Linked DNA regions of Homo sapiens: regions 1, 2, 3, 5, 6 and 7 are each linked to region 4. A link is a contact called in ENCODE Hi-C or POLR2A ChIA-PET data. All regions are on one chromosome and are shown on one strand. Each heading gives the region's core, a stretch centred on a gene start or an enhancer-like site at or near the end of the contact. The rest is flanking DNA. Distances are from core to core; before and after follow the strand shown.

Evidence for each region. A loop is a pair of places that touch in the nucleus more often than their neighbours do. ChIA-PET counts read pairs that join two places held with the same protein, here RNA polymerase II (POLR2A). Pooled maps may share reads with other maps.
Region 1: a loop to region 4 is called in a map of B cell, with 25 times the contacts of the local background. The contact joins the promoter of TMED7-TICAM2 here to the promoter of FBXL17 in region 4. A Hi-C loop is called at or near these places in 2 of 168 maps with a recorded cell type or tissue (B cell and naive thymus-derived CD4-positive, alpha-beta T cell) and 9 of 50 pooled maps. POLR2A ChIA-PET finds 5 or more read pairs at or near these places in 1 of 52 experiments (CD4-positive, alpha-beta T cell).
Region 2: a loop to region 4 is called in a pooled map, with 12 times the contacts of the local background. The contact joins the promoter of ATG12 here to the promoter of FBXL17 in region 4. A Hi-C loop is called at or near these places in 2 of 37 single-sample maps with no recorded cell type and 8 of 50 pooled maps. POLR2A ChIA-PET finds 5 or more read pairs at or near these places in 3 of 52 experiments (CD4-positive, alpha-beta T cell, CD4-positive, alpha-beta memory T cell and activated B cell).
Region 3: a loop to region 4 is called in a map of CD8-positive, alpha-beta T cell, with 28 times the contacts of the local background. The contact joins the promoter of FEM1C here to the promoter of FBXL17 in region 4. A Hi-C loop is called at or near these places in 3 of 168 maps with a recorded cell type or tissue (CD8-positive, alpha-beta T cell and naive thymus-derived CD4-positive, alpha-beta T cell) and 10 of 50 pooled maps. POLR2A ChIA-PET finds 5 or more read pairs at or near these places in 2 of 52 experiments (CD4-positive, alpha-beta memory T cell and naive thymus-derived CD8-positive, alpha-beta T cell).
Region 5: a loop to region 4 is called in a map with no recorded cell type, with 6 times the contacts of the local background. The contact joins the promoter of RGMB here to the promoter of FBXL17 in region 4. A Hi-C loop is called at or near these places in 1 of 37 single-sample maps with no recorded cell type and 5 of 50 pooled maps. POLR2A ChIA-PET finds 5 or more read pairs at or near these places in 1 of 52 experiments (IMR-90).
Region 6: a loop to region 4 is called in a map with no recorded cell type, with 12 times the contacts of the local background. The contact joins the promoter of CHD1-DT here to the promoter of FBXL17 in region 4. A Hi-C loop is called at or near these places in 2 of 37 single-sample maps with no recorded cell type and 6 of 50 pooled maps. POLR2A ChIA-PET finds 5 or more read pairs at or near these places in 2 of 52 experiments (CD4-positive, alpha-beta T cell and activated T-cell).
Region 7: a loop to region 4 is called in a map of natural killer cell, with 10 times the contacts of the local background. The contact joins the promoter of ST8SIA4 here to the promoter of FBXL17 in region 4. A Hi-C loop is called at or near these places in 2 of 168 maps with a recorded cell type or tissue (naive thymus-derived CD4-positive, alpha-beta T cell and natural killer cell), 1 of 37 single-sample maps with no recorded cell type and 7 of 50 pooled maps. POLR2A ChIA-PET finds 5 or more read pairs at or near these places in 1 of 52 experiments (CD4-positive, alpha-beta T cell).

What each region holds. Positions count from the first base shown.
Region 1 is chr5:115,624,616-115,627,315 of GRCh38, reverse strand. It overlaps TMED7-TICAM2 (TMED7-TICAM2 readthrough), which reads left to right and starts at 1,280. Exons shown (of 4, transcript NM_001164469.4): 1 at 1,280-1,715. The coding sequence starts at 1,524. It overlaps TMED7 (transmembrane p24 trafficking protein 7), which reads left to right and starts at 1,280. Exons shown (of 3, transcript NM_181836.6): 1 at 1,280-1,715. The coding sequence starts at 1,524. RefSeq lists an enhancer at 1,215-1,384 and a silencer at 1,555-1,624.
Region 2 is chr5:115,840,315-115,843,014 of GRCh38, reverse strand. ATG12 (autophagy related 12) reads left to right here and starts at 1,450. Exons shown (of 4, transcript NM_004707.4): 1 at 1,450-1,625. The coding sequence starts at 1,463. It overlaps AP3S1 (adaptor related protein complex 3 subunit sigma 1), which reads right to left and starts at 1,080. Exons shown (of 6, transcript NM_001284.4): 1 at 909-1,080. The coding sequence starts at 977. RefSeq lists enhancers at 234-443, 1,434-1,483, 1,494-1,793, 1,182-2,083, 2,087-2,587 and silencers at 534-723, 824-1,203.
Region 3 is chr5:115,543,464-115,546,163 of GRCh38, reverse strand. FEM1C (fem-1 homolog C) reads left to right here and starts at 1,389. Exons shown (of 3, transcript NM_020177.3): 1 at 1,389-1,641; 2 at 2,481-2,700. The coding sequence starts at 2,671. RefSeq lists silencers at 1,099-1,438, 1,539-1,588, 1,639-1,808 and enhancers at 1,238-1,532, 1,074-1,840.
Region 4 is chr5:108,380,770-108,383,469 of GRCh38, reverse strand. It overlaps FBXL17 (F-box and leucine rich repeat protein 17), which reads left to right and starts at 1,372. Exons shown (of 9, transcript NM_001163315.3): 1 at 1,372-2,700. The coding sequence starts at 1,779. RefSeq lists an enhancer at 1,002-1,121 and silencers at 1,222-1,471, 1,672-2,421, 2,442-2,521.
Region 5 is chr5:98,772,242-98,774,941 of GRCh38, reverse strand. RGMB (repulsive guidance molecule BMP co-receptor b) reads right to left here and starts at 1,279. Exons shown (of 3, transcript NM_001366508.1): 1 at 736-1,279. The coding sequence starts at 871. It overlaps RGMB-AS1 (RGMB antisense RNA 1), which reads left to right and starts at 1,858. Exons shown (of 2, transcript NR_033932.1): 1 at 1,858-2,320. RefSeq lists enhancers at 43-162, 418-917, 1,653-1,702 and a silencer at 803-1,432.
Region 6 is chr5:98,927,305-98,930,004 of GRCh38, reverse strand. It overlaps CHD1-DT (CHD1 divergent transcript), which reads right to left and starts at 1,443. Exons shown (of 4, transcript NR_151718.1): 1 at 1,363-1,443. CHD1 (chromodomain helicase DNA binding protein 1) reads left to right here and starts at 998. Exons shown (of 36, transcript NM_001270.4): 1 at 998-1,466. LOC100289230 (a long non-coding RNA gene) reads right to left here and starts at 871. Exons shown (of 1, transcript NR_036530.1): 1 at 1-871. RefSeq lists enhancers at 265-594, 83-981 and silencers at 755-964, 1,225-1,854.
Region 7 is chr5:100,901,985-100,904,684 of GRCh38, reverse strand. It overlaps ST8SIA4 (ST8 alpha-N-acetyl-neuraminide alpha-2,8-sialyltransferase 4), which reads left to right and starts at 1,403. Exons shown (of 5, transcript NM_005668.6): 1 at 1,403-1,842. The coding sequence starts at 1,730. LOC107986437 (a long non-coding RNA gene) reads right to left here and starts at 1,277. Exons shown (of 2, transcript XR_001742825.3): 1 at 1-1,277. RefSeq lists enhancers at 1-240, 1,021-1,260, 1,746-2,315.

The sequences.
Region 1 (2,700 bases), core at 31-2,530, 7.2 Mb before region 4:
TCGAAATAAAAATTTAGCAAGAAGAGTGACCTTATTTTTGTAAATCTTTCATATCTAGATTTAAGGAAGAAGCTGGGTGCTCATTTCCTTTGATATTCAATCTGTTATGCTGTTTTGGTTGAAATATATAATGAAAATCCAGCTTCATACAGATCATTACATACCCTCTGAAAGGGTTTCAGGAGGCTTCTGGGGACTTCAGAGCAACACTTGAGAACCACTGCTCTAAAGCATATACTCCATAAATATATGTAAAATGGAATTTCCAGGCTGTGGCTACATATTCCAGGCTATATATATATATATATATATACATATATACACACACACACACACACACTGTATATAGGTGTGTGTGTTCTGTGTGTGTATACATATATTCTACTTTATTAGATAATGGCACATTGTTTTCCAACTTGATTAACCAATTTACTTTTTCACTAGCAGTGTATAAGAGGTTTTGTGGCTCTATAAGTCGACCAATATCTGTTATTGTTACACTTAAAATTTTTGCCTATCTTGTGGTATGTAATGTATTGATTGCACTGTGACGTTTAATTTAACAAAAGTTCATCTAGTGCTTGCTATGTACCAACCACTTCTAGGTACTTTTTCCAAATATTGGTACTTTGTAATAATTCTCTATGGTAGGTGCTATTATCTCCATTCTACAGATACACACTGAGGCAGAGAATTTAAGCAAGTGGCCGGACGTCACACAGCCAGTACGTGGCAAAGCAGGGATTAAGCACTCCTGCAGTCTGCTCTTAGAATTCGCGCTCCTTGCCCAGCTGCTTCCCCCAAATATTTATTATTACTTATGAGAAAACTCCGCAAATTGCAAAGCGCTCTACCACCAACGATTAGCACCCTAGGGCAAAATGAGCCCTTTACCACTCCCTAGATGCTCCCCAGCGCTAAGTTCCCAGCGGAGGTTGCAGTGAGCGCAGATCGCGCCACTGCACTCCAGCCTGGGTGACAGGGCGAGACTCTTGTCTCAAAAAAAAAAAAAAAAAAACAACAAAAAAAGCCAGTGATTGGAGCGTAATTACCCTCGCCAACCGCCTGTAACCACGGCGGCCGCCACGCCCCGTTTCCTGGTCTCGCCCCTCTCCGCCCACGACTCTGGCCCCGCCCCTCGTCCCAGGCTGCAACGGAGGCAGAGCCAACGCCTCGCGGGCTTCCACGTACGCACTCCAACGCGTGTTCCCGGAGAAGAACGCATCCGGGTCACGGGAGCCGGTGTCTCAGGCTCCGCCCCTTCACCCCCCGAAAGGCTAATCCCCACTTCCGACCCTCTCAGGCCTTTTCCGCTTCTCTTTTACCTCCCCAGGTCCGCCCGTCTGCGCCCCTCACAGGAAGCCGGAGGGTCGCTCTGATCCCGAATCTCCCACAGGCGTGAACCTGCTCTGCTGTGTATCTTTGCGGGGTGGCCTGCGCTGAGGCCTGCCGCGCGCGGTGAGTCCGCGCAGACCTGACCCTGCGTCTCGCAGCTCGGTTGAGGCCGCCGCCGCCTTCTCGGGATGCCGCGGCCGGGGTCCGCGCAGCGCTGGGCGGCCGTCGCGGGCCGTTGGGGGTGCAGGCTGCTCGCACTGCTGCTACTGGTGCCTGGACCCGGCGGCGCCTCTGAGATCACCTTCGAGCTTCCTGACAACGCCAAGCAGTGCTTCTACGAGGACATCGCTCAGGGCACCAAGTGCACCCTGGAGTTCCAGGTATCAGGGGCCTAGCAGTCCCTGGGCCCCAACTCGCGGCTCCAGGATTGGGGGTGTAACTTGAGGGATGGCACTTTCCTGTCCGTGTTTCCCCGTTCTTAGGCTAATTCAAAAATCGCTTCTAGGTAGCTGATGCCCAGCATTTGACTTTCCTCTAATAAACCTTGGGTGAGAGATGTTAAGACCGGGTGTTAAAATATATGAATTCCAGAAATGCTCCCTTTAGCATTTCTTTCCATCTCATTTTTAAGGCCTATTGAACTTTCTTCCTTAAAAGATTCCCTTAAAGAAAATCATTTATACTCTGTAGTACCCAGTGTCAACCCTCTACTCTCTAATCCACACCTCCAATTTAATTGGATTTGGAGTGCTGCCAATGTCTAACTTCATTGCTTTTCAGTTTTACCAATATTAGGACTGTTGGTTAATACGGTCCTTGTCATTGGAAGAGCTCCATTACAGGTTGAACGGCCATTTGCCAAGGGAGTTGTAGAAAGAATTGCTGTGATAAATGAGAGGCCCCTTCTGATATTTGGGATTATATAAAAAAGAAACTTTAACAGAATGTGGTTTATTCGGTTGGTTAGAACAGTCTTTACTGAGCTTCAATTTTGGTTGGTAGGCGCATTTAACATTTGAGTAGCTATTGAATACTAGGTGCCAGTGGTACAGAAGTGGTCGAAACAGATAGGGTCACTGCCATCATTCATGATTCCCCTCTCACCCTGCTTTTCTTAACTGGTATCTGCTCATTCATCAGAACTGTGCCTTAAGAGCAGTAAGTAGGATCCATGAAGGAAGACTTCCTTTGGAAAATTATTTTAAGCTGAACTTTAAAGGATGAGCTATAAACACCTTGGTAAGGGAGGAGGGGGAATAGCCTGTGGTAGTAGTGAACACTGAGAATTTCAGGGCCATAGAGAGAGGTCCAATATGGTTGGGAATAAGGAGCCAGAGCAAGGGGGTCAGCAGGGGCAGGCCAGAT
Region 2 (2,700 bases), core at 201-2,700, 7.5 Mb before region 4:
ATACTAAACAGTATTTACACGTTAAAAGAGAAGTTCTACAAATGCTACTATTCTTCATAAATAGAAAAAAACTATAAATGAGGGCAAATTCCCATACGTGGAAAAATGCCAAACCAGAAGCTGAAATCATAACTTTTAGGTATAGAACCACAGCTCCAATCAGTCAACTACAAACGTCGCCGGTTACTTCGAGGGTAAATAATTTGCAGCCAGCTGGTAAAAAGCCTGATAAAAATATTAGGTCCTCACATATCTTCCTTTTCAATAAGGAGACACCTGAAAGTCACACTGGGCAGTCTGTCACGTATCGAAACATGCAGAAGAGAGACTGTACAGAACGTGCAGTTATCAAACGCAGGAAGCCAAAGTTCCTGTGCTATGAGAGGACCACAGTGAAAAACGGTAGCCCATCTGTCCAAAGAACAGAAAGAAGTCCACCTGGAAAGGATGGGAGTCGGCGGAGGGGGGCGAGAAGAACGAGTTCCACGCCGTCTTCCTCCTCCCGGGCTAACTGCAGCCGCGGGCGGCAGGAAGGCAGCCGCGCGGGGTGGGCTCTTGGGGACTGGGCGCAGGGCTCCGCGGCGCGGCTGGGCTGCGGCTGCCCGATCGGCGAGGGCCGGGCCCCGGGAAGTCTCCAGGGCCTCGCCCGCGCAGCCAGGAAAGCATGCAGCCCACCGACGGGCGGAGGAACCGCCCGGGCAAAGCCACGTCGGTGGCTGACCGCGCGGCAGGGAGGTGGGCACCCTGTCCACACCCACCAGGAGGCTGACAGCTGGCGAGCGCCAGGCGGCCGGGACGGGACAAGGGCCGCAGCGCGCCGGAGGGGGTCGCTCTGAGAAAGCCGCGCTGGGCGCTGCCCGTCGCCAACGACTCCCCCTCGCCCGGATCAGCGGCGGCTGGATACTCACGTAGGGCTGGTAGAACTTGGAGAGCCGCGGCTTCCCGTGGTTGTTGAAGATTAGGATCGCCTTGATCATGGCTGTGCCGGGCCGACCGGGTGGGCACTGGGGGCCAGGGCGGGGGCGGGCGCGCGAGCCTCGCCTCGTAATCTCGCCTGCGATCCTTCCCCACCCGCCCCCTCCCGCACGCGACCGCGCGCGCTCCCGAGCCGTCGGGCGGGGCCCAAGGGGCGGGGCCTGGGCGGGGCAGGCACTAAGGAAAGCGGAAACATTTCTAGGTCCGAGCCAGCGGCCTAACTGGAGTGTGCGCATTCGACCGAGCACAGACACGTTGCCCACCGCTCCTCTCCCGAGGTCTGTAGTCGCGGAGAAACACATGTTGCGTTACTAACGTTCAGAGGTCTGCGACAGCTTCGATTTGAATGACTAGCCGGGAACACCAAGTTTCACTGTGTAATTGCGTCCCCCTACTCCGGCGCCTCCTTTGCGACGCTCCCTGGAGAAAAGCACGCCCACTGCACGCGCTCAGTCGCTACTTCCGCTCTCGAGTGTCTCCAAGCAAGATGGCGGAGGAGCCGCAGTCTGTGTTGCAGCTTCCTACTTCAATTGCTGCTGGAGGGGAAGGACTTACGGATGTCTCCCCAGAAACAACCACCCCGGAGCCCCCGTCTTCCGCTGCAGTTTCCCCGGGAACAGAGGAACCTGCTGGCGACACCAAGAAAAAAAGTAACTGAATTTATTTCCGGGCAGAGAGGCGGGAGGTTCAGATTGCATCCGAGTAGGGGTGGCGGCCAGTAAAGAAGCAAAATTTAGAGGAGCGCCTGTCCTAGACCTGCATTTTGACCAGTCATCAGAAGAAAAGAAGTGTACTTTTTGATTTTTAAGGCCTTTAAGTTGAGTGTTAAAATACCATCTCTGTCTATCGGTGTAGGGCCTGATACTTGGCTGCCACACTTATTTTTATACTGTATTTTTTTGAGTTGGCCAGACTGCGAGCTCTTTGAAGGAGGGAGGGAGCTGAGTGGGGCGGGGGGAGGGGGGTCTCGGTAATTCCAGGTACTTAACACAGGAGCTAATTATTTGAGTAATGTTTTATGGTGGTAGGGGTGGTCATTGGCAAAGCCTGGATTAGAATTCATGCCTTCCAACTTAACTCGCTTTTGCTTTTTTCCCCCTCCCAGTTGGTTGTGAATTCACTCCTTAAACCAAAAACCAAATTCTTATGCAGAATGAAGACTGCTAAGGGAAAGCTAAAGGCATAGATGTTACCTTTTTAAGAAACACATTTTGGAACCTTTGTGAGTTATTTCATTGCTTGAGTCAGCTATCCTCAACCCTTTATTGCTTGAGAATGTTTCCCTTTGTAAAAGAGATTGCTAAAATTACGTGTTCTAAAGCACTCTGTTTAGAGTTAGAGTTGCCTATGGGAAAAGCAGCATATAAGCATCCTCGATTCAGAGAGGCTGATTTCGTCCTTAGACGTTTTCCCCGTTCTGTCTTAAGATGACAGTGGTCTCTGGCCGGGCGCGGTGGCTCACTCCTGTAATCCCAGCACTTTGGTAGGCTGAGGCGGGTGGATCACCTGAGGTCAAGAGTTCGAGACCAGCCTGGCCAACATGGTAAGACTCCATCTCTACTAAAAATATAAAAGTTAGATGGGTGTGGTGGCGCGCGCCTGTAATCCCAGCTACTCGGGAGGCTGAGGCAGGAGAATCGCTTGAACCCGCGAGGCGGAGGTGGCAGTGGGCGGAGGTCTCGCCATTGCACTCCAGCCTGGACAACAAGAGCGAAACTCCGCCTC
Region 3 (2,700 bases), core at 140-2,639, 7.2 Mb before region 4:
TTGTATGAAAATTATTTCAATTATGCAAAACTACATAAACTTCTGAACAACACTACAATATACAAAAATGAAGTTGTGATTTTTTATAAATGTTTTTAGTGCTGCATGACTTCTAACATAACGTTATGGATTACATATGCTGAGGGTCAGACTGCCTACTGTAATATTCTATTTCTCCTAGTGGTACTAAGGAATTATGTGAGCTTAAGTTCCCTCAAACAAAGTGATTGAAGGTCCATTTTCAAAAATTCTGTTTTCTCATCAGGATTCATTATGGGCGTTATTTCCCAAACACATTTAAACTTTTTCATCCTAGTTTAATGCAACGTAGGTTTTAGCATCAAATTCCAGAGGTTTATCAACTACTATATGAAGAAGTAATTCTTTTCATTCATATATATAACCTTTTAAGCTTTAGTTCCCGATTTATTACTCAGAGCTCAAGAACCTGACCTCATTGACTTTACATTGCTCTTAGGGTTTACCATTCCTCGTAGCCTTTATGCTTTTTAGAGGCTACTTTAGAAAGAGAGTCAGTTTGACAGCCTCCAAAACTAATCACATTTTCTGAAATTTCAGTTTCCTCCGTGTGTGTTCTGAGGTGTAATTACGAGCTTGGTAATTTCCAGGGCCCACCAAAGTAAGGACGGAAGACTAGTCCGAGAGACTTCACGTGTGTGAGGGTAATACTGGTCCGCACCCAAATTTGAATTTTAGCTCCCATGATTCCCACATATTGTGGGAGGGACCTAGTGGGAGATAATTGAATCAAGAAGGCTGTTTCCCCCATGCTGCTCTGGTGGTAGTGAGTACGTCTCAGGAGAGCTGATTGTTTTATATGGGGTTTCCCTTTTTCCTTGGCTCTGATTTTCCTCTCTTGCCTGCTGCCATGTAAGACGTGCCTTTCCCCTTCTGGCTTGATTGTGAGGCCTCCCCAGCCACGTGGAACTCTGAGTGCATTAAATCTTTTTATCTTTATAAATTACCCAATCTCGGGTATGTCTTTATCAGCAGCGTGAAAACGCACTAATACACTTCCCTTCTGGGGTCTCTGAGATGGGACCGAAAGATTCCCTAAGGGAGCACCCCGAAAATCCGAGAGGAGAAGAGCCAGCGAGATCTCAGAACTCGAGCTGCCTCGGGCCGCTTCGATGGGCACAGATCCGCCCCCTCGCAGCGCCCCGCCCCCCAGCGCGTTGCACGCAGGCACGTCCTCCCAGTAGTTCAGGCCCCGCCCCCTCCCCGTCGCCCCACCCCGGCCGCGACGCCCCGCCCCGCGCCTAGGCTGTTGCTGGCCGCGGCCGCCGCCCTCCCCCGGCCCAATGGCGTGGCGGCACAGTCAGTGATGTGACGCTCAGGCTTGTCCGGCCCCCGGCTCGCAGCCCATTACACCATCCGTCGCAGCAGTCGCTGCAGCCGCTGCAGTCCGAGCCGACTAAGGGCGGGAGGCAGCTCGGGTGGCGGGGCGTGGCGAACAGCGCGGCCGGATTCATTCCTTTGGGGCGCGGAGCATGGAGGAGCTGTGCGGCCGCAGGCGGAGCAGGGCGGCCCGGGCGGCGGTGGGGACAACGGTTTCCCTTTGAAGGGGACGGACAAAGCCCGAGTGACCAGCGGCGGCGGGGAGGACTAGTCCCCGGGCAGGTAGTGGCGGCGGCAGCGGCCTGCCAGGGCTCGGGCCGGGGCCTGAGGTGCCCGCGGAAGGCCTGGGCGGGAAGGAGGGCGCCGGGGGAGCCGAAGGCGGGCAGCGGGCTGGAGGCCACAGCTTGGCCCATCGGGAGGGGGTTGTGGTCGATGGAGGAGATTGGGAGGGGGCTGCCGTTGTCTGGAACAGGGAGAGGGGAAGGTTGTGTTGGGGCGACTGTGGTTTGAGGAACCTGCGGATCATCCCTTGGCGGGGGGTGGGGGGTGATCGAAATGGGGCGGGCGAAGTTAATGACTAAAAGGCAGGCGGATTTCCTGAGAGCCGTGAGTAGTTTTAAAGGAAAGAGAATCTTTCGGGGCACAGTTTTGGCCTTAGCCGGGGTTTGGTGTGTCCGACCTTTTTGTTCTTTCTCGAAACCCGGCCTCAGGCCTTCCAGCCTGGCGCCCTTGGCCAGCTCTCCTGCAGTTGCAAGAAAGAGAAACATTTCTGAACCCGAGTCTCCTGCCTCTTTCGGTTGTACTCTCCCTGGGCGTGTGCAAAGCAAAACTAGAACAAAGCTTGGCTGGTTAGAGCTGGAGGCGAGAAAACGGGCTGCCTGTAGTGTTTAAATTTTCCGCACATGGAGGAGACTGCCTGCGACCAGAACATTTGGGTCTCTGTGTATCCTTCTGTATTTTTCTTTACCACCTTTTCTTTGGGGGTGGGGGGGGTGTGTGGGATGGAGTAGTGCCTGAAGTATAGCTTTTATTCCTTTCTTCCCACAGAAGTGGAAATTAAGAAGTGTTTTGCCTTCTTCTATAGAAAATTAAATGCTGCTACTTTTTTTTTCTTTCTCTAGTTTGGTGCCCTGGTTGTCAGATGTTGGAAAGCAGTAGGACGGAACATACTCTTCGTGGTTGTGTATCCGTTCTGGGGTGCAGCAATTAACATTGGACTTTGGTTCCTGTGACTCTTGCCTGTGTCGATAGAGTTAAACTGGAGCTCTGCTTTGAAAGATAAATAAAGCACAGCCTCTCAACTGGACATAAATGGATCTAAAGACAGCAGTATTTAACGCA
Region 4 (2,700 bases), core at 123-2,622:
TCTGACAAAAAGGCCAGAATTAACAATTGTTTGACAGCATGTTTGAGAGCAGGCTGGGTGGGGCTGGCCACTATAGTGGGAATAGCAATGTAGGTTCCAACAGTGGTCTTCTCCAAGCCACTGGGCCTTGAATATTGCAATACTTCTTCCTCAGTCAGCTCTCTCAAGTTATCCTTAGCAGATTTTTTTTTAAACACCTGCCACTTCTCTTCCACCCTTCAGCAGGTAACCAAGCTCTATCTGAAGCAAAACAGAAACCAACAGAAAGGAACTCTTTCACCTTCCTGCTAGAAACATCCACCTCTCTGTATCCGTCCTTTATCTACCTTTCCTCATTCTCTGTAATCACAATGAAGAAAGTATCCTTCCTAAAGCACTCTCCATTCCACCTTCTCCTCTTATTTCTCTCACTAGAGTGGCTCATTCCCATGGTATTTGCCTCCTCTAATTTTTCGCTTGTGAAAGCTAACCTCTCCGCACCAGGTACCGCTCTAGCAGCTGCCCTAGCTCTTTAGCCTCGATATAGTCAAACCTTCTAAAGGACTGCCTGCATAGCTGTTTCCTCTTTCTCATCTGGATCACCAACGTTTGTCATATAGCAGGCACTGCACCGTCATGTTTAAAATATACAACAGACGGCTAGACAGGATTCCGAGGGTGTAGACAATAAAGTGATCTACAGTTTGTAGCCTGGGTGTTGAATGGCTCACTGGGTGGGGAAGCTGTTATCTTTCTGCTGTGCACAGGTAATTTGATATATGCTTTCATTCTGAAATAAAGTTGTGGAAAGGCAGTAGTACGCAACAATTAAGAAAACACAAGTGGGTAAACAGTGGTGCCGCACAACCAATCAACCCCTCACATGACTTCGGTGCGCATCACCCAGGGGCCGCATCTGCCACTCTGCCCGAAGCGCGGTCAGCGCCCACACTGGCCCTTCCGGCGGAACCCGCCTCGCGGCTTCGAAGTGGCCTCGGTTTCCGAGTCAGGGGTGGTGACAGGGGTGGAAGGTGAGGGGAAGAGCCCAGCGGCTCCCGGCCAATGGCAGCTCTTGAACTTACACCTCGAGACGTCAGCGCGGCTGTGTAAACGGATGTCACACAGCTGGCTCGGAAGTGTCTCCTCCCGCCTCAGAAACGCGGCGCACGCCCAGCAGCTTCGGAAAAACCTTAGGCGGTGGGAGGGAGGGGCGTGCGCCGCACCCCGCAAGCCCAGAGCTCCGTGCCCTAGCCGGCCGGCTTCTTCCCGTAGTGCCGGTGTGACGGCCGTCCCGGGTGAGCAGCCGGGTGCCGGCGTCCCCGCCACGAGCGCGCCACCGCAACTGGCTCCGCCCCCTGCCGGAACGGGCCGCGCGCTCCTGCGGCTCCGAGCAGAGTCGCGGGTGCGCGCGCCGGCGGCGGATCCGCAGTTAAAATGGTCCGAGCGGGACCCGGCCTTTCCCCGGCCGCTCCGCTGACTGACTGAGCCGGCTGGCCGGGCCCGGACTGGTCGCCTAGCCGGCAGGCTCGCTCGCTCCCTCCCTCGCGTCCCCAAAGCTCGCGCCCATCGTTCTCCCGGCTTCCCTGGGCAAAGCATGTAGCCCCCGTCGGGCACTCCGGCGGCCCGCAGCTGACGCCCACCCCCCACCGTCGCGTGTGTGCCCGTGTGTGCGTGTGTGTGCGCAGGAAGGGCGACCCCTCCGGGGGCCGAGCCAGCGAGCGGCCTGCCCCGCTGCCGGGAGCCCGCCTCTCTGGGTCTCCCTCCCTCCCGTCCCGGTCCCCCTCCTCGGGGCCTTCTATATGGGCCACCTTCTCTCGAAGGAGCCGCGTAACCGCCCGAGCCAGAAGAGGCCTCGCTGTTGCAGTTGGTGCCGCCGCCGGCGCCCTCTCCTCAGGCTGCCCCGCCGGACCCCAGCCAAGGTGCCCCCTCAGCCGGCGGCGCCCCGGAGCCGGGACTGCTTCTTCCGCGGGCCCTGCATGCTCTGCTTCATCGTGCACAGTCCCGGCGCGCCCGCCCCCGCCGGCCCAGAGGAGGAGCCGCCGCTCTCGCCGCCGCCGCGGGACGGGGCCTACGCTGCCGCCTCCTCCTCTCAGCACCTGGCGCGGCGCTACGCGGCCCTGGCCGCCGAGGACTGCGCCGCTGCTGCCCGCCGCTTCCTGCTATCCTCGGCCGCCGCCGCCGCCGCCGCTGCCGCCTCGGCTTCGTCGCCCGCCTCCTGCTGCAAAGAGTTGGGGCTGGCTGCGGCCGCCGCCTGGGAGCAGCAGGGCCGAAGTCTCTTCCTGGCCAGCTTGGGGCCGGTGCGCTTCCTGGGGCCGCCCGCCGCCGTGCAGCTCTTCCGGGGGCCGACACCGTCACCGGCCGAGCTCCCTACGCCCCCCGAAATGGTGTGCAAGCGGAAGGGGGCCGGGGTCCCCGCCTGCACCCCCTGCAAGCAGCCCCGCTGCGGCGGCGGGGGCTGCGGCGGCGGCGGCGGCGGCGGTGGCGGGGGAGGGCCTGCGGGGGGAGGCGCTTCGCCGCCCCGGCCCCCCGACGCCGGCTGCTGCCAGGCCCCGGAGCAGCCCCCGCAGCCGCTCTGCCCTCCGCCCTCTTCTCCCACCTCCGAAGGTGCCCCCACCGAAGCTGGCGGGGACGCTGTCCGAGCCGGGGGCACCGCCCCCTTGTCCGCCCAGCAGCAGCATGAATGTGGCGACGCGGACTGTCGGGAGTCCCCCGAAAACCCCT
Region 5 (2,700 bases), core at 30-2,529, 9.6 Mb after region 4:
GAAGGCTCATTTGCAGGCTTACTTCCCTTGGAACATACGCCTCAAGGCTGGGGAAGCGCCGACCTCCAGAAGGCAGCATGGTTATCTGTCAACCCCTCACGGAGCCCGAAGACACCCGGCTAGTCACAAAACACGAGCTTTTCCCGGGAGGCTGATCGCTGAACAAACGCAGCTTTTGCCAAAACGAAAGAAATCCCTGCTCAAAAAAGTTGACGTTACTTCGAGATTAACTCCCAGGTTTGCAAAATCTGGTAAAAATCTTTCCATCTGGTGTACTTCCTTCGCCTCGCCGCCACCCCCAACTCCAGAAAAGCAGCACAAGGCTCCTTGTCTCCCTCCGAGGCGGCTGCGACGGCGGAAACCTGATCCGAGCCTGACTTTCAGTAAACACCAGCGCAGAGAGCAATAAAGCATCCGGAACATTTGTCTCGGGCGCGCGGCCCCCGCCCGCTAAATGTTTGATAAGCGGCTGTCGGAGGGGAGATTTGTCAGCGGTCCGAGCCGAAGGCGGGGAGGGTGGAGAGAAGGCTCGTCTCTGCGCCCGGCGGCCGCCCGGTGGGTGGCTGCGTTACTGTGGCCCGGAGCCCGACAGAGGTGCGTGTCAGGGGCTCGGGAGGCCTTTCCCGTTGCGCCACGCCGCCCTTCCGCCCCGGCGAGCGCCTTCGAGACCTGGGGCTATTTGGGAACAAAGCCCTAGGCCCCGGGGCTGGCTCCCCTCGCGCGCTCCCGTCCTACCTGCGTGGAGCAGCCCGAGGCTGAACAGCAGCAGCAGCAGCAGCTCCAGCGGCGGGGGGCAGAGCCCGGGGCTGCGGCGCTGCTCAACCTCGGCGGCGGCAGCGGCGGCGCTGGAAGGTGCTGCTCTCAAGCCCATGCCCGTCCATGCAGGTCTCGTGGGCTCCGGCGAGGGCGGCGGCGCGGGCGCCGTGGCGGGTCTGGGCCCGTGGCTGCGGCATGGGCCGGGGGGCGCGCTTCGCTTCCTCTTCTTCCTTCTTCAGGCCCGTGTAGCAGATGGGGCGCCACCACCGCCGCAGCAAGCAGCGCGCAGCCGGCGCAGCCAGTCCGCGGCGGCAGCAGCGGGGCGCAGGGGCATCGTGGCGGCCGGAGGCGGCAGGCAGGGAAAGGGGCGGAAGAGAAGACACAAAGACCGTGAGCGACTGCTGAGACGAGTCCCGAGCGCGCCGGCACCCCGGCCCCAGCCAGCGTGGGCTCGGCGGGCGTGGACCTCCAAGAGGCTGGCCCAGCCCTAGCGACCACCCACCGGCGGCCCGGATATCTCTGCGCGGCAGCCCCCGCGGTCGATCAATCTCAGTCCCGCACTGCCGTCCCGCCCCGCCCTGTGCCCGCCAATCCACGACGCCATAATCCCCCGCCGTGTCCCTCCCTTCCTCCCCATTGGTTGTGACCGCACGTCAGCCCGACTCAGCCTGCCAATCGCAGGACCCAGAGGGCCCTCTCCCCCGCCCGCTCAGTGTAATTCGAGTTCCCTGTCCATCGACTCCAAGTCCTCTCTCCTGCGCCGCATGCTGCCTCGCGCTCCCTTTCCTTCCCCCTCTACCCCCTTCCGCGATTTACTGTTTCCTCGCGCCCAACAGAAATGGGCGACCGCAAGTCTTACTCTCGCCGGCGTTACAAAGGTACCGGCCTTTGACCTCTCCTTGAATTAATGTGATCCGATTCATCTTCCCTCCAAGTTTTTTTTTTAATTTAATTACCCCTCCCTGCCCTGGCCCTGCCAGCTTCAGCTCCACCTCCTTGGAGGAAGCAGGCGCTTTTACAGAGCGCCGCGCGGCAGGTCCCCTTTCAGCCAATCACATCTGCGGAACCGCGTTCCGAGTCGTTTGAGGGTGTCTGGTAAAGCAAGCTCGGGGCGGTGTTGGAAATCTGAATGTCACCCGCGGTCCGGAGCAGATAGGATGGGCTGGGAAGGTACCCGCGAACTGCCGCCGGAATTCGCTGGCAGCTGTGCGAGGCTCAGGTGTTCTAGTTTGACATTTCCCTTCCTGAAAGCGGCAAGGAGAGGTCTAAGAGTGGGCAAACTTCAACGTTCGGTTACAGTGTAATTAATGAGAGTGGTGGGTTTTTATGCAGTGTAATTATGCCACGATTTGTTGTTGCTCAGTGGCTTTTTCACAAATTTCTACAGATTATTTAAATTTTCCACAAATTTCTACGGATTAATTCAATGGCAGCTCACTTTCTCCTTTTATGATCGGATGGGTCCGAAAGTGAGGAAAAAGACAATTGTCTACAAAGAAAGAGGCTGCCAAGTGGAGACAGAAAAGCAGTTATGAGACTGATGATAGATTCCAATTTGTTATCGGTAGGTGTGAAGTGGTATCTAATCTCAAGAATGACCTCAAGGCTGAGAGACACTTGATACCGCCCTCGCCTTTGCCTTTCCCCAAACAGCACAGGGTTGCCATTTAAAATCCACTAACATCCAAATCGTAGTTGGCAACTGTACCCGCTATGTTACTCAGAATCTCTAATTAGGAATTTCTTATCAACCACGGACATGCTGATATTCCACACATGTTTAAATGAGCTAATCAATGGACTAGGATAATTGAGGGGCAAACCTTCAGTCTCACCAGCTCACTTATTAGACACATTTTGAATTGCCCAAACCACTAGGTCCCTAATGAAGGATGCCTATCTGTTTTTACTGTAACTTTTCATTACTTACTTGTTACATACTAT
Region 6 (2,700 bases), core at 194-2,693, 9.5 Mb after region 4:
TTTAAAAAACGCTTTCAAAAAAGCATTTCAAAATGCTCTAAGTATGTTTCAAAAATACACTTAAAAATATGTTTCCAACACACTGAAGGGATTTAACTAAGATCCACAATTACAGTTACGATACAAACTGTAAGCTAAAAGGCAGCAACTTAAGCTGAGACAGTTACTAACATCCCTCGAGCAGCGTTTTTTGTTGCGATTCGGCGCCGCACCCGTCACCCCGCCCTCCGGGGAGGAACCTAGAAAGGAAGGGTGGTACATTTCTAAACCAGGCCACCCACACATGAATCAAGCGGCATCACAGGCTGTCAACAACCGGGTCTCTATTTTCTCTCCTCCTCCGGCGCCCCGCCCGTGCGGGACATCAGCTCCCAGGATGCGTCAATCGCAGATCGCCCAAGCGTAAGAGGTGGCGAGAGGCCACCACGGTTGCCCAACAGTTGCGTTCCCAGGCTGCCTGGTGTGACGCAGCAGCCCCCGCCCGGACCCTGAGGCCTGGCGCTCCGACTGAGCCGAGGCCTGTGCTACCCGACACTCCTTGCGACCCGGCCCCTTAGGCTTATTCAGCGCGGCCCTTCCCGGCTTCCCGAGTCCCATCGCAGTCTCTCCCCACCCCCGTTCCTCCCCGGTTCCTTGTCAGTGTCCGCCGCGATGTCCTTGCGCAACCATCCCAAGTGACATTAGCGCCCATACCCGCACGGAGCGAGCCTGAAGCTCCCACTTCCCGGAATTCAACGCCGGGCCGCTAAGGGCGGGCACCCAAGCGAGGATCAGCGGACTAAGGCCGCGACCAGAGTCCAGCGGTCTCCGCGCAGTCAGAGTCCGACAGCCTCTGCGCATCCGCCGTGCGCACTCCCATTCGTGCGCGTGCGCGCACTCGCCCCCCCCGCCCCGCCCCAGCACCAATCGCTTTTTTCCTACGCCCACGACCCTTCAACGTAGTCCCTCCCGCCTCCCGCGCGCGAGCAGAAAGGCTTCGGCGTGCGCGCGCCCGCCCGCCTCGCGCTCTGTCGGGAAGGGGAGTGAGCAGAGGCGCTTACGTCGCGCGGGAGGCGGAGGCGACGGCGACCTCGGTGGCGGCGGCGGCTACGACGGAGACGGTTGCGCTCGCTTGCTTTCTCGGCGTCATGGCGGCTGCCGGGGGCAGATAAGCGGAGGGAGCGGGAGCGCGCGCGCGACGGCGGCGGCGGCGGCGGCGACGACTGGTTACTTATAGCTCTTGCTGCCCTCGCCCTTGGTGCTTCAATAATGAATTGTTAGCTCCACTCCGCAGGGGATCGCGCGTTGGTGCTGCGGACCGGGGCTTCCCCTTCCCCTCCGCGTCTGTCCCCTTCCCCCTCCCCCGCACGGACTCTTGCTTACCCCGAGACGCCGGAGCCCTAGGACTGGGCGGCGGAGATCCCGGGCCTGGGCGCGGGGGAGGCCGTCCACCCGAGTCGGCTCCCTCCGCCCCGCCAAGCCCGCCGGTAAGAAAGGGGGCGGCGGGCGGGTCAGGATGTGGCGGAGAGGACAGGAACCGGCCGGGCGGAGGGCGGGCGCGGCGCGGTGCCCAGGCGGCGGCCCAGCGGCCGGGTGAAGGCCGGGTGGCTCTGTGAGTGCCGGTGGCGGTGTACGGGCCTGGCGCGCAGGGGGCGTGTGAGCGGCGAGTACAGGCCGGGGCCGCAGAACGCATCCTTGCGCCGGCCCGGCGGCCCTGCCCCGGCCTCTTCGGCTTGGTGCCGACCGGGCCGCGAGAGGAGACCCGCGAATGGCTAGCACTTAGCCGGTGCGTGGGTCCTGCCGCGACCCGGGCTCCCAGCACGTGGGGAGCGGCGGGAGGGGGAGGGGGCGGCGGCTCGGGCGAGCCTGGGAGGGCGCGGGGCGGGTCTGCGGGAAGTTTGAGGCGGGAAGAGGGACTCCTGGACCGGGATGGAGGCCCTGGGAGAGGGGGGCAGGTCCGCGAGGGAGGCTGATTGGAGCGCGCTGGATGGATGAGTGAGGATGGTTTCCAAACCTCTTTCGAGTGCCGCTTTAAAAACTTAGCAGGAGCAAAGCAACTGCTAAAAGACAGAGGATTGAAGAGGTTTAATAACTTAGGGTAGTCATTGTGGAGACGCTTGAGAGGACACAGCGCTGTGTGCGCTTGGAGCTTCAGAACTCAGGGTTGTGAAAAGGGTCTCAGAGGACTTATTCGGATAAGGGAGATGGAGGGGAAAGGAAGTTAAAATGTACAGAGAAAGCCATTTTGAGGGACGAAAGGAAGGTGAAAAGGAAAGAACGAAAAGGGGAGTGAACTTTTTAAAGGAAGAAACGGGAAAGGCAGTTTGTTAACATACTTAGATTTTTTAAGACTTAATTGTTCAGTAAGGCACTTTGACTAGGGTTGAGATTAATATTTAACATTAGGAATAAATGTTGAGTAGAACGGTTACTTTTTAGATAACCTGTTCTTGCAGAGTCTACTGGACAGTAGTCTAGAGAATTAACATCCTGATCCAGATGCAGACTTTGCTATCATTGAGTTGGTAACAATCTGTTTCCCTCCCTCTCTTGTGGAATGGAAATAATCGTAGGAGTGAATTCTCTTTGCTGAGGTCGGAGGACAGCTCTGCTCTCAGTTGGCTGTCTCGGTACTTTCTGGCTGGGGAAGGATCTGACGTCTCCTTCCCCCGCTTCTTCCTCTCCCTCCCCTGCCAGAGATCTCCTTTGTTTATTCGTGGA
Region 7 (2,700 bases), core at 154-2,653, 7.5 Mb after region 4:
GTATGGTAAACACTGGCGGGAACCTTGGGTTTTTAAGCAAAGATGCTGGCTGTTTTCGTTGCTATTTTAAGCTGTCAGGCGACAAGCAACTCAGAATTCCCCTTCTTACTTCCGGCGGGAGGGAAGATTGGAATTGGGCCTCATCATTTCTGAGCGTGAAAAACCGCTGAAGCTACTGTTCAACCTGAAGGAACACGGAATTCAACTGGAGAGAAACCCTGGCGACCAGGGAGCTGGGGACCGGCGCATATAGATGAGGGAAATCCTGGCTTCCAGACACTGTCTCATGCTAGAGGTGCCTCCCGACCTACCAGCCAACAGTAAAGACCGGAACCAAGGCGTGGTACTAGCAGAGTAGCAAGCATCTCTCCCAATGAGGGCAACGACTGGAGGATGGTGGAGAGGTACTCAGAGTGAACAATCGAACACAGAACTCTTGAAAAGTGTCCCTGCCACCCAATACAAGTACGAAAAATGGTGGGACGGAGGAGAGGTGACAATCAGAGGCTATATATATAATTGAGACTTTTAGAGAGGACTTTGCTCTTCCTTCCTCCCCTCCCTTTTCTTTCCTTTCTTTCTTTCCTTCCTTCCTTGGTATCCGAATGTGTGTGGGTGTACTTGCGTTTAAAAGAGAGGTCCATGGTAGCTGCTTTTTTTTCAGAACTCTGTTTCTCCGCAATGAAGTTTAAGTGGGATTGGAGTTTCCTTGACTTCTGCGTGAGGAGTTTCCAAATGGCAATGAAAGGGAGGCGCATAAATATCCATAAAGTTCCTAATGACACCTCTATCATCACTTGTTTCCTGCAGAATCCTGAGCCAGGGTCGTCGTCCACCACCCATGCAGAGTGGGCCCATCGGCTAACAGGTTCATGTGTGTATTTGCACTTTCCAGATTGAGTAATAAAAGTCTTCTTCCTTCCACCGCCGTCCCCACCCCCGCACCCCGTTTCACTCCACCTTGGAGGGCGTGTTTTTGCGTGTGAGGGTGTGTGTTTAGCAAAAGCGATTGAAAGAAGGTACTCTTCTTGCAATCCACCCCTAGCTCTACCTGAAGCATTCCTCTGGCGGGACGCTTTTGTAATCTGTCCCCAGGCGAGGTGCCCTCTCACCTAGATGCGGATAGACTATCTTGGAGCTCCCAGGTCCAGAGAGCTGATGCTTTGATGTCCCAGGAGAGTGTGTGTGATTCTGCGTGTACGTGTGTGTGCATATGTATGTATGTGTGTATGTATGTATATGTGTATGTGCGCGAGCTCGCAGGCGCGTAGCACTGTGAGCTTCCTCTCCCGGCACAGAGCAGGCAGAGCCGGGGACGTTACTCTCCAAGCAGCCTCCGCCCCCTCAGCCTGGTGATTGGCTTTGCGCAGCGTTTATCTCCTAGCAAGAGGGAAGGGCCAGTGACGCCCCCGAACCCAGCTGCAGAAGCTGCCGCCACCTCCAATGCACAAGGTGTCTCATCTGAAAAGAAACCTGAGCCCCAGGGAGGCGGCGCGGAGCGACCCTGGCAGAGCTGGCGCAAACAGGGCGAGAGGTCGCTGGGCAGCGTTCGAGGACCAGAGGGAGCTCGGCCACAGAAGACCCCAGTGATCTGATCCCGGGATCCCGGCTCCAAGCTCTCCTCGCATTTTACAGATTTCACCCCCGCGACTATCTCCCCAAAACGGAGCCTTTATATCAAGAGAAGGTGCGGGAGCTGGGGCAACCAGGACTTTCTCGGGCACCCAAGATGCGCTCCATTAGGAAGAGGTGGACGATCTGCACAATAAGTCTGCTCCTGATCTTTTATAAGACAAAAGAAATAGCAAGAACTGAGGAGCACCAGGAGACGCAACTCATCGGGTAAATGCAAAGCTTCATTTCAGGATATGACAAAAAGTCAAGCCATAAATGAAATGTGAATATAGAGGGTAGAGTGATGGTTAGGATAGCATGTGTGTTTGTTTGAGCTTGCGCGTGGTTAGTGTCATGAATTAAATAACAAAGGCTGTTGTTGAGATGTGCGTGCTTCTCTAAGCTGTTCCCAGTATGAGTTCAACTTGCTCTGTGTGGTTGTGGTGACAGTTGTGTTGGCCCTGGGTGCTCTCTCGCCAAAGGAGAAGTCACTGCAGAAGTGTCAACAAAGAACGTGTGTCCTTGTCCTTTTAATCTGTGGGCAGAACTCAAGAGAAATGTCTTTATTCACCAAACGGTTGCCTGTTTTCAATGTCCTATCACCTAAGGAGATACTGGAGATAGATGGTTTCTCGAAGGGCTGAAGTTAAAGCTTAGAAAGCAGGAAATAGGTATACTCTGTTTCTCTACTTTTTTTTTTTCTATTTGACGTTGGATAGATTAATGTGTTATAATTTGAATTAGAAACTCCAGTACCACTAAGGATACTTCCTTATTTGTTCTTCTACGGCTAAAACGCATGGGCGTCATGGTTACAGTTTTAGAAAGAAACTGGGTACTGTAGCTTCACACAGACTATATTTCTGCTATTTTTTTTAGTTTGTCTAGATGAGTTCAGACTCTCCCCCGCCCCACTAAGTTCTCTAAATATCACACTTCCTTCCACCCGCTGGCCTCTGTGTCTTTGAAGTTTACCCAGGAGGTGGTGCAACTTTGTGTTGCTGACATAGCTTGGAAGGCTTTTTCTGAGGATGTGAACCTGATTGTCAACTCTATTCAAAGTCCTGTTTCGGAAATCCTCCCTGT